3 separate regions of the Homo sapiens genome follow, and all the other regions are linked to region 1. Evidence: chromatin contacts called from ENCODE Hi-C or POLR2A ChIA-PET data. All regions are on one chromosome and are shown on one strand. Each heading gives the region's core, a stretch centred on a gene start or an enhancer-like site at or near the end of the contact. The rest is flanking DNA. Distances are from core to core; before and after follow the strand shown.

What was found. A loop is a pair of places that touch in the nucleus more often than their neighbours do. ChIA-PET counts read pairs that join two places held with the same protein, here RNA polymerase II (POLR2A). Pooled maps may share reads with other maps.
Region 2: a pooled map shows a loop between it and region 1 (3-fold over the local background). The contact joins two enhancer-like sites. A Hi-C loop is called at or near these places in 1 of 168 maps with a recorded cell type or tissue (dorsolateral prefrontal cortex) and 6 of 50 pooled maps. POLR2A ChIA-PET finds 5 or more read pairs at or near these places in 3 of 52 experiments (HCT116, activated T-cell and naive thymus-derived CD4-positive, alpha-beta T cell).
Region 3: a loop to region 1 is called in a map of heart left ventricle, with 2.6 times the contacts of the local background. The contact joins the promoter of PLPP2 here to the enhancer-like site in region 1. A Hi-C loop is called at or near these places in 5 of 168 maps with a recorded cell type or tissue (PC-9, chondrocyte, dorsolateral prefrontal cortex and 1 more) and 13 of 50 pooled maps. POLR2A ChIA-PET finds 5 or more read pairs at or near these places in 3 of 52 experiments (H1, WTC11 and activated B cell).

Annotation. Positions count from the first base shown.
Region 1 is chr19:478,752-481,665 of GRCh38, reverse strand. It overlaps a transcript of CIMAP1D not described here. Among named protein-coding and RNA genes, the nearest start is that of CIMAP1D, 5.2 kb to the right of the region's middle. Within about 2 kb of position 1,430, at least 8 of the 41 ENCODE cell types and tissues checked have a DNase peak (open chromatin) inside an H3K27ac peak, as active enhancers do; they include dorsolateral prefrontal cortex and heart left ventricle, where a contact is called at or near this core.
Region 2 is chr19:266,074-268,987 of GRCh38, reverse strand. No RefSeq gene overlaps it. Among named protein-coding and RNA genes, the nearest start is that of PLPP2, 24 kb to the left of the region's middle. RefSeq lists a silencer at 1,385-1,464 and an enhancer at 1,625-1,754. Within about 2 kb of position 1,472, at least 12 of the 41 ENCODE cell types and tissues checked have a DNase peak (open chromatin) inside an H3K27ac peak, as active enhancers do; they include dorsolateral prefrontal cortex, where a contact is called at or near this core.
Region 3 is chr19:290,153-292,652 of GRCh38, reverse strand. It overlaps PLPP2 (phospholipid phosphatase 2), which reads left to right and starts at 1,250. Exons shown (of 6, transcript NM_003712.4): 1 at 1,250-1,368. The coding sequence starts at 1,317. RefSeq lists enhancers at 1,356-2,053, 2,084-2,500, 2,054-2,500.

The DNA.
Region 1 (2,914 bases), core at 181-2,680:
ATCCTTCCCATTATCCTTTCCCATCATCCTCCAATCATCCTTCTCGGTCATCCTCCCATTGTCCTTCCCATCATCCTTCTCCATCATCCTTCCCACCATCCTTCCCATCATCCTTCTCCATCATCCTCCATCATCCTTCCCCATCATCCTTCCCCATCATCCTTCCCATCATCCTTCCCATCATCCTTCCCCATCATCCTTCCCATCATCCTTCCCCATCATCCTTCCCCATCATCCTTCTCCATCATCCTTCCCATCATCCTTCCCCATCATCCTTCCCACATTCCTTCTCCATCATCGTTCTCCATCATCCTTCCCATCATCCTTCTCCATCATCCTTCTCCATCATCGTTCTCCATCATCCTTCCCATCATCCTTCCCATCATACTTTCCCATCATCTTTTCCCATCATCCTTCCCATCATCCTTCCCATCATCCTTCCCCATCATCCTTCTCATCATCCTTCCCCATCATCCTTCCCACATTCCTTCTCCATCATCCTTCCCATCATCCTTCCCATCATCCTTCCCCATCATCCTTCCCACATTCCTTCTCCATCATCGTTCTCCATCATCGTTCTCCATCATCCTTCCCATCATCCTTTCCATCATCCTTCCCCATCATCCTTCCCACATTCCTTCTCCATCATCATTCTCCGTCATCGTTTTCCATCATCGTTCTCCATCATCCTTCCCCATCATCCTTCCCACATTCCTTCTCCATCATCCTTCCCATCATCCTTCCCCATCATCCTTCCCACATTCCTTCTCCATCATCGTTCTCCATCATCGTTTTCCATCATCGTTCTCCATCATCCTTCCCATCATCCTTTCCATCATCCTTCCCCATCATCCTTCCTACATTCCTTCTGCATCATCATTCTCCATCATCGTTTTCCATCATCGTTCTCCATCATCGTTCTCCATCATCCTTCCCATCATCCTTCCCACATTCCTTCTCCATCATCGTTCTCCATCATCGTTCTCCATCATCCTTCTCCATCATCCTTCTCCATCATCCTTACCATCATCCTTCCCCATCATCCTTCCCATCATCCTTCCCCATCACCTTCCCACATTCCTTCTCCATCATCGTTCTCCATCATCGTTCTCCATCATCCTTCCCCATCATCCTTCCCCATCATCCTTCCCCATCATCCTTCTCCATCATCCTTACCATCATCCTTCCCCATCATCCTTCCCATCATCCTCCCCTATCATCCTTCCTGTCATCCATCCTCATCATCCTTCCCAGCATGTGACGCCCTCTCCCGGCACCGCCCACGTTTTGCTCTCCCAGATGTCACCAGAGGGCGCTTGTGAGCTCTGATTGGGACGCGTCCCTGCTCACACGTCACCCGTGTCCCCACAGTCCACAGGCCGTGCAGGACCCGCCGCATCGGCTTCCTCCCGGCTCCTCTTCTCCTTGCTCACGCTGCTCCAGCTGCACGGGCCTCGTCGCTGTTTCTCCTACACACCAGGCAGGTCCTGCCCCAGGGCCTCTGTGCGTGCAGTTCCTGTCAGCCTGGAATGCCTCGCCCGCCTCCCGAGTTCGGCTTCTCCTCTGGTCTCTGCTGGAGCGTGACCTTCTCCGCGAGGCTCCCGACCTCCCAGTTCACATCGCAGACGCTCACACCACCAACCACCCTGTGGCTGACCGCCACAGTTACTGCCTGAGACCGTCATTATAAGACTGAACGAAGGGACAAACGTAGAAAATGATAACAAGAAACAAAGGAAACTTTTAAATAGAAATAAAAACTTAAAAGTAACTATTTTAAAGGAAGGGCAACGTGGGGAAGAAGAAGAGAGAAGGAAAGAGAGAAGAAGGGGCCGGGCATGGTGGCTCACGCCTGTCATCCCAGCACTTTGGGAGGCCGAGGCAGGCGGATCACAAGGTCAGGAGATCGAGACCAGCCTGGCCAACATGGAGAAACCCCCGTCTCTACTAAAAATACAAAATTAGCCGGGCACGGTGGCTCACGCCTGTAATCCCAGCACTTTGGGAGGCCGAGGCAGGCGGATCACGAGGTCAGGAGATCGAGACCAGCCTGGCCAACATGGAGAAACCCCGTCTCTACTAAAAATACAAAAATTAGCCGGGCGTGGTTGCGCACGCCTGTAATCCCAGCTACGCGAGAGGCTGAGGCAGGAGGATCACTTGAACCTGGGAGACAGAGGTTGCAGTGAGCTGAGATGGCGCCACTGCACTCCAGCCTGGGCGACAAGGGTGAAACTCCATCCCCCCCCCCCCCAAAAAAAAAAAAAGAGAAAAAGAAGAAGAAAAGGGCTCCCTGCTCCTAGTGAGCAAAGGCAGCTTCCTGAGCTTCTACAGCCCTTAGTATTTATTGGGTAACAAGAGCAGAGAGGAGGAGGTAACGATTGAGCAGCTGCTTAATTGATCACAGGTTCATATTGTTACTGACGGGCTTCAATTATGCCTAATCGTAGGAAACATTTGTGCCTGGGTGGTGATGGCCCTCAGCAGCCCTTCTGCACGGCAGACGCAGTTTGTCAGTTTGCCAACATTCTGCATTTACGAGAACAGTTTGCTGTCTACTCATATAGCCCCCCAGTGGTATACTGAGTTGATCACGGCCCTCACTCTTTCGGCCTCCAACACCCCCTTCGCCCACGTTTCCTCCATAGCGCGACGTGCCCTCTGCACTCACGTAAGTTTCACTTATCTGCCTGCCTGTCTCCAAGGGAAAGGGAGGACGAGGAACTTGTGTGTTTTGTCCTCTCCCGTTTTCCCAGCACCTGAGCAGGGCCTGGCCCCAAATAAACACTGGCTGAGTTCCTAATTACGGTGAGAACAAGGGTCTCGGGAGCACCAACGGAGTCACCTCCCACCCAGGACACCCAGGCCGGGCAGTGACGTCCCTCGCCTGCAGCCGGCAGCTGGGCGGGTGGAC
Region 2 (2,914 bases), core at 223-2,722, 210 kb after region 1:
TGGCCAGGCTAGTCTCGAACTCCTGACCTCAAATGATCCACCCACTTTGGCCTCCCAGAGTGCTGCGATTATGGGTATGAGCCACCTTGCCCGGCTGTTTCCCAAATATTTTCTATCAATCAGTCTGTGAATTGCTTTTTTGTTCTCTTAACCAGAGCAGCCATTTTAAATTTTAATAAAGTCCCCGTTATTGTTTTGTTTTCTTTTGTGGGTTGGCTTTTGGTGTATTGCATCTAGAAACTCATCACCCAAACCAAGGCCATGCAGATATTTTTCTCGGCTTTCTTCTATAACTTTCACAACTTTGCACTTGAAAATTTAAGTCTATGGACTATTTTGAGTGAATTTTTGGATAAAATACAAGGTTTTTGTCTCCATTCATTTCTTTCCCCTATGGTTTGCAATTGTTCTGTTGTCTTTTGTGGAACAGACTTCTCTTTCTCCACTGAGTTGCCTTTGTCCGTTTGACAAAGTCAGTTGGCTTGAGTCTGTTTGGGGGCTCTCTGTTCTGTCCCACTTATCTATGTGTCTAACCGCTTCACCACTGCCACGCTCTCTTCATTACTGTGGCTTTAGGGTGAGTGTTCAGATCCAGATGTGTGAGGTCTTTAACTTTGTTCTCCTTCAGTCTTATTTCATCCATTCTGGGTTTAGGAACAGTTTGTCGATATCTTTGCCTGGAATTTAACTGGGATTTGGCTGAATCTATAGATCGATTTGGAAAGAATTGTCACCTTCACAATAATGAGTGTACTTCTCCTAAATAAGGAACATCTCTGCATTTACTTATACCTCTTTTGGTTTCTCTCAACTGTGATTCATGGTTTTCCGAATGCATGTTTGCACACCTTTTGTTACGCTGATACTTAATGGATTCAGCTTCAGGGGTGCTATTGTAAATGGTATTTTAATATTTCTAGTTCCAATTATTTCCATCCATTATTGGTGATATGAAGAAACTCAACTGACTTTTGCCTACTGGACATCTTTTTTAGTTTTTATTTTATTTATTTTATTTTTTTGAGACGGAGTTTCACTCTTGTTGCCCAGGCCGGAGTGCAATGGTGCAGCTCACCGAAACCTCCGCCTCCTGGGTTCAAGCGATTCTCCTGCCTCAGACTCCCGAGTAGCTGGGATTACAGGCATGCGCCACCACGCCCAGCTAATTTTGTATTTTTAGTAGAGACAGGGTTTCTCCACGTTGGTCAGGCTGGTCTCAAACTCTCGACCTCGGGTGATCCGCCCGCCTCGGCCTCCCAAAGTGCTGGGTTTACACGCGTGAGCTACCGCGCCCGGGCCATCTTTTTTAGTTTTTAAAATCTCCATCCGTTCCGATCAAGGCACGGGATGGTGGCCTCGATTTCAGTTGACATTTCCGAAATCACGGCCTGCAGTCATCCGAACGCTGATTTTCAGAGACTCCCCAGGACTGCCGCGAGGGGGCGCCCGGCTCCCGCCCAACCTGGAGCACGCGCGGGAACCGCGGCGGATCCGCACTCGTCGCCCCGGGGCGTCGACCGGGAAGACGGAGCCACGGTCTCTTCAGGACCCGCCCGGGAGCGGCCGCGGTTCGGGACACCCGGTCACCAGGTGAGAGGAGGAGGAAAAGGCGTCCTGTCCGCGGCCGCGAGTGCTGAGGAGGGAGCGCTGCCGTGGGCCTTACTTCCCTGTCACGGTCTACGCGGCGTGTTGTAAAACGGTGTCCCTTCAGCGGGGCGGGAACTGCGCGTCCTGACAGCGCAGCGCAGCGCAGCGCAGCGCAGCGTGGCCTCCGGATCTGCGCTGGTTCCTGGGGAGAGATCCTGGCGCCGAGAAAGGAGCAACGCGAGCGGCGCCATCGGGACGGCGCGGGTGATGGCTGGGGACCGGCCGGCGCTGCGGAGTCGCCAGCGCTTTCATTCGTGTTGTAATAGCTCATTTGTCTCACAGCACTGAAGTAGTTGAATCAGTATGGAAATATTTAGCAATAGGCATATTCTAACTAGAAACGTAAAGTTTAAATGCATTGTTTATACCTCCCCACACGAAATAACATGTACCAAATCCTAATACAGACGTATGTGCAGATTTAGTTTGAGCATTTGGGGAGGGGATATGATGGCTGCGACCCTTTCCTACACCTGCCAGAGCTGTTCACTGTTACATCCCTGTCCAGGACGTTCTTATGCCAGCATTGTATGTTTCCAACCTAATAATTCCCTAAGCTGGACTGTCTCCATTATTCTTTCAACAAAGGCAAAACAGCTTTTTCCATTGTTCTGACAGTATATTTAACGTGAGCATACTTTATGAGATGATACATTTGTTCATGATGGGCTACTCCTGTTATACAATCAAATATATTTTGATTCTGACACTCTCAATTGTAGTTCAAGTCCAGCGTATTTTCCGAGGAGCATTAATCATTCATTGTATATTTTATTACATAAATAAGGCATGGGTCGTCTTTTATCATTAACTTCATGACTAGCTATATTGACATTATAATTACTTACAAGTTCAACTAAATTTGGAAACATTTCAGAGTTTGGGCTTCCAATAATTATTTGTGATTCTCTAACAGGTAAATTATTTTTTCCCATAAATCCTAGCAACATCTAAAATCACTCAGAATATCCTGCCATTTTTGTTTCTCTAGTTTCATCACATTCTGCAAAGTATCATTGAGGAAATTGACTTTGAATATTCTTAAACTCTTCTGTTTTAGAAAATATCACAATGAAACATTAAATTATCATGGTTACAAATTCTATTCACTTTCTATCTTTGAATACTTTTCCCCCAGTGGCCAATATTGCATTCTGTTGTATTATTGCTAAAAAGCATGCATGGAAAACAAAGACAGGGATATTTTAGAGAAAGTGATCCAGTCACGATGAATCGATTTGCCATTGAAACATTTTTTTTTTTAAAT
Region 3 (2,500 bases), core at 1-2,500, 190 kb after region 1:
TGCCCCACGTGCAGGTGTCTGACCATCCGGGAAGCAGGGTCGAGGAGCTCCCAGTTGAAGTCCAGTTGCTGAGACGCACCCTGTTTTGGTGTTGCTGGGGCAGGGGGCTGATGGTGGTGCTGAACGGGTTTTAGAGGAGGGTCAGGGTGGCAGCGGATCTGGGGCCCAGCAGCCTTGTTTCTGACCCCAGGCCTGCCACTTCCCATTTAAGTGACCGTGAGTGGCAGAGGTCAAGGCTGGACTCCGGAAACGTGGGTCTGACACTCCTGAGGCCTCCCGGATGGTCCCAGCCGAAAGGACCCAGTGTGGGTCCCTTGGGCCTGGGTTTCCCTGGCTCAGGTGCCCTCAATCCCCAGGCACCCTCAGCTCAGGGCTCCCCACGACCTGGTGGGGGCACAGACCCCGGCGCCATTTCATGGGGTTCCCAGCTCCTGGCGCCCCCGTGCTCTTCTGTGAAATGGGACAGCAAGTGCGCTGATAGGAACGGTGCCTGGGCACAGGGCTGCGCCTGGACACCCTACGCCGTCGCAAGGTGGGTGCCGAGGAACTCGAGCTTCTAACGTGCCAGGGGTCCAAGGACGCGCCAGGATTTTGAGTATTAGGAGAAAAGAAACTCCTGAAATGAAGCCACGTCGCCCCTTCCACTTTAAGGTGCCTCCTGCTGTCGGAGTTTCCAGGCGCACACGGCGCGGCTGCCACTCCCTGAGGAGGAAAGTCGGGAACCGTCCCGCGGGGCCGGTCCCGCCGCTGCTCGTCCTCCTTCTCCACGTCCCCGCCCGGGGCTCCGCCGGCCCGACCCGCGGGGAACCTCCAGCCTCTGAGGACCTCACGCCGCTCGGAGACCCGCACAGCCCGGGTCAGGGCCGGGACTCCGGGCGGACGAGGTCCCCGTGGCGCCCGCACGCTCGCCCCACCCGCTCTTTTGGGCGCCGCGGCCAGGCGGGGGCAGAGTCCGCGCGGTCCCGGGTCCGCCGCGCCCCGCCCCCCCCGCTGCTCCCCTGCCCGCCGCTGCCGTCCCCCCTCCCTCCTCCCCTCCCCCCCTTCTTCCCTTCCCTCCCCCTCCCCCCTCCCCTCCCCGCCCCTAGCCCTCCCCTCCTCCCCTCCCCCTCCCTCCTCCCCTCCCCGCCCCTAACCCTCCCTCCTCCCCTCCCCTCCCCTCCTCACCTCTCCCCTCGTGCCCTCCCCGCCCCTCCCCTCCTCCCCTTCCCGCCCCTCCCCTCCTCTCCGCGCGGGGCGGGCTCCGCGCCACGTGACTCCGCGGCCGGGCCGGGACGCGACGGGACGCGCTGGGACCGGCGTCGGGGGTCGCGGGGACCATGCAGCGGAGGTGGGTCTTCGTGCTGCTCGACGTGCTGTGCTTACTGGTCGGTAAGAGCCTTGGGGACCCGGGTGTTGGGGGGACCCTCCCGGGACGGACACGCCCCCGGCTGCGCGCAAGTTTGCAGGGGAACGCGGAGGCTGCGCGCCCTCGTCCCTCCGAGGACCCTGGAGGCGGGGACCTCGCGTGAGGACCAGACCTCCCTCCGCGCCCCGCACTGCGCGCGCCCTCCCAGGCTCGGGGGTCCCCGCGTCCCAGGCCCAGGGGGATGGGGGTCGCGAGAGGCCCGGGGAGCCGGGGCCAGCATCCCCCGCCCCGGCAGCAGGAAGTCTGTGCGGAGGGGCCGCGCGCGCGCCTCCATCCCGCCCCGCCTGGCCTGGGAGGTGAGTCACGCGGGCCCGGGAGGTGGGGGCGGCCGCGGGTTACCCCGGCAGGACGTCCGCGCCTCCGCCCCTGGGGTGGGCGCTCCCGCTGCGCGCGGAGAGGGCTGACCCTCGGTCCTGGCACCCGGTGCGTCGGCGGGATTCGAACCCGTGCACGTGCGGGGAGGCCCAGCCGCCCTGCTGGCTCGGGCGGGGGAGACACTGGGGATGAAGGCTGGGTCCCAGGCTTCGGGTGAACGGGGTGGCGGGGGGCCGGGAGGCCAGGAGAACCAAACCTGTCCGGCGGGTTTGCGGGCCACACTGGCGGAATGGGCATCCCGAGGCCCCCCTCCCGCAGGGTCCCGGGAACAAAGGCCGAGTGTTTGCTCTGTGGCTGCACAGACAATGGCCCTGGAATTCTATCTCTGGGGGGTGCCCTCCTCCCCAACGTGTTTCCTGCTTCTCTGCCATCTCACAGCAGAGGCCAAGTCCTCTTACCTCCGGAAGGAGACCCTTTTTTAGGGTGGGCCAGGTGACAGCAAGAAGTCCCTGTGGGTGTCTGCCAGCCCGTGGTACCATTTCCTGAGCACCTATGGTGTTATTTATGTAAACATTTAGGTGGCACTTTCTGTATGCCAGGAACTAAGCAACATGCAAATAACAAACATTTCCCTTACAACAGCCTGTGAGGGAGGTGCTGAGTCACCTGCCGGAGGTCACACAGCAGCGGGAGGTACAGCCGAGATGGGGTTGGCTGTTGCTGCTGTGTGCCAGGGGTGGTGGCCAGGCCGAGTGCACCTCTATGCTGGAAGCTTGAGCA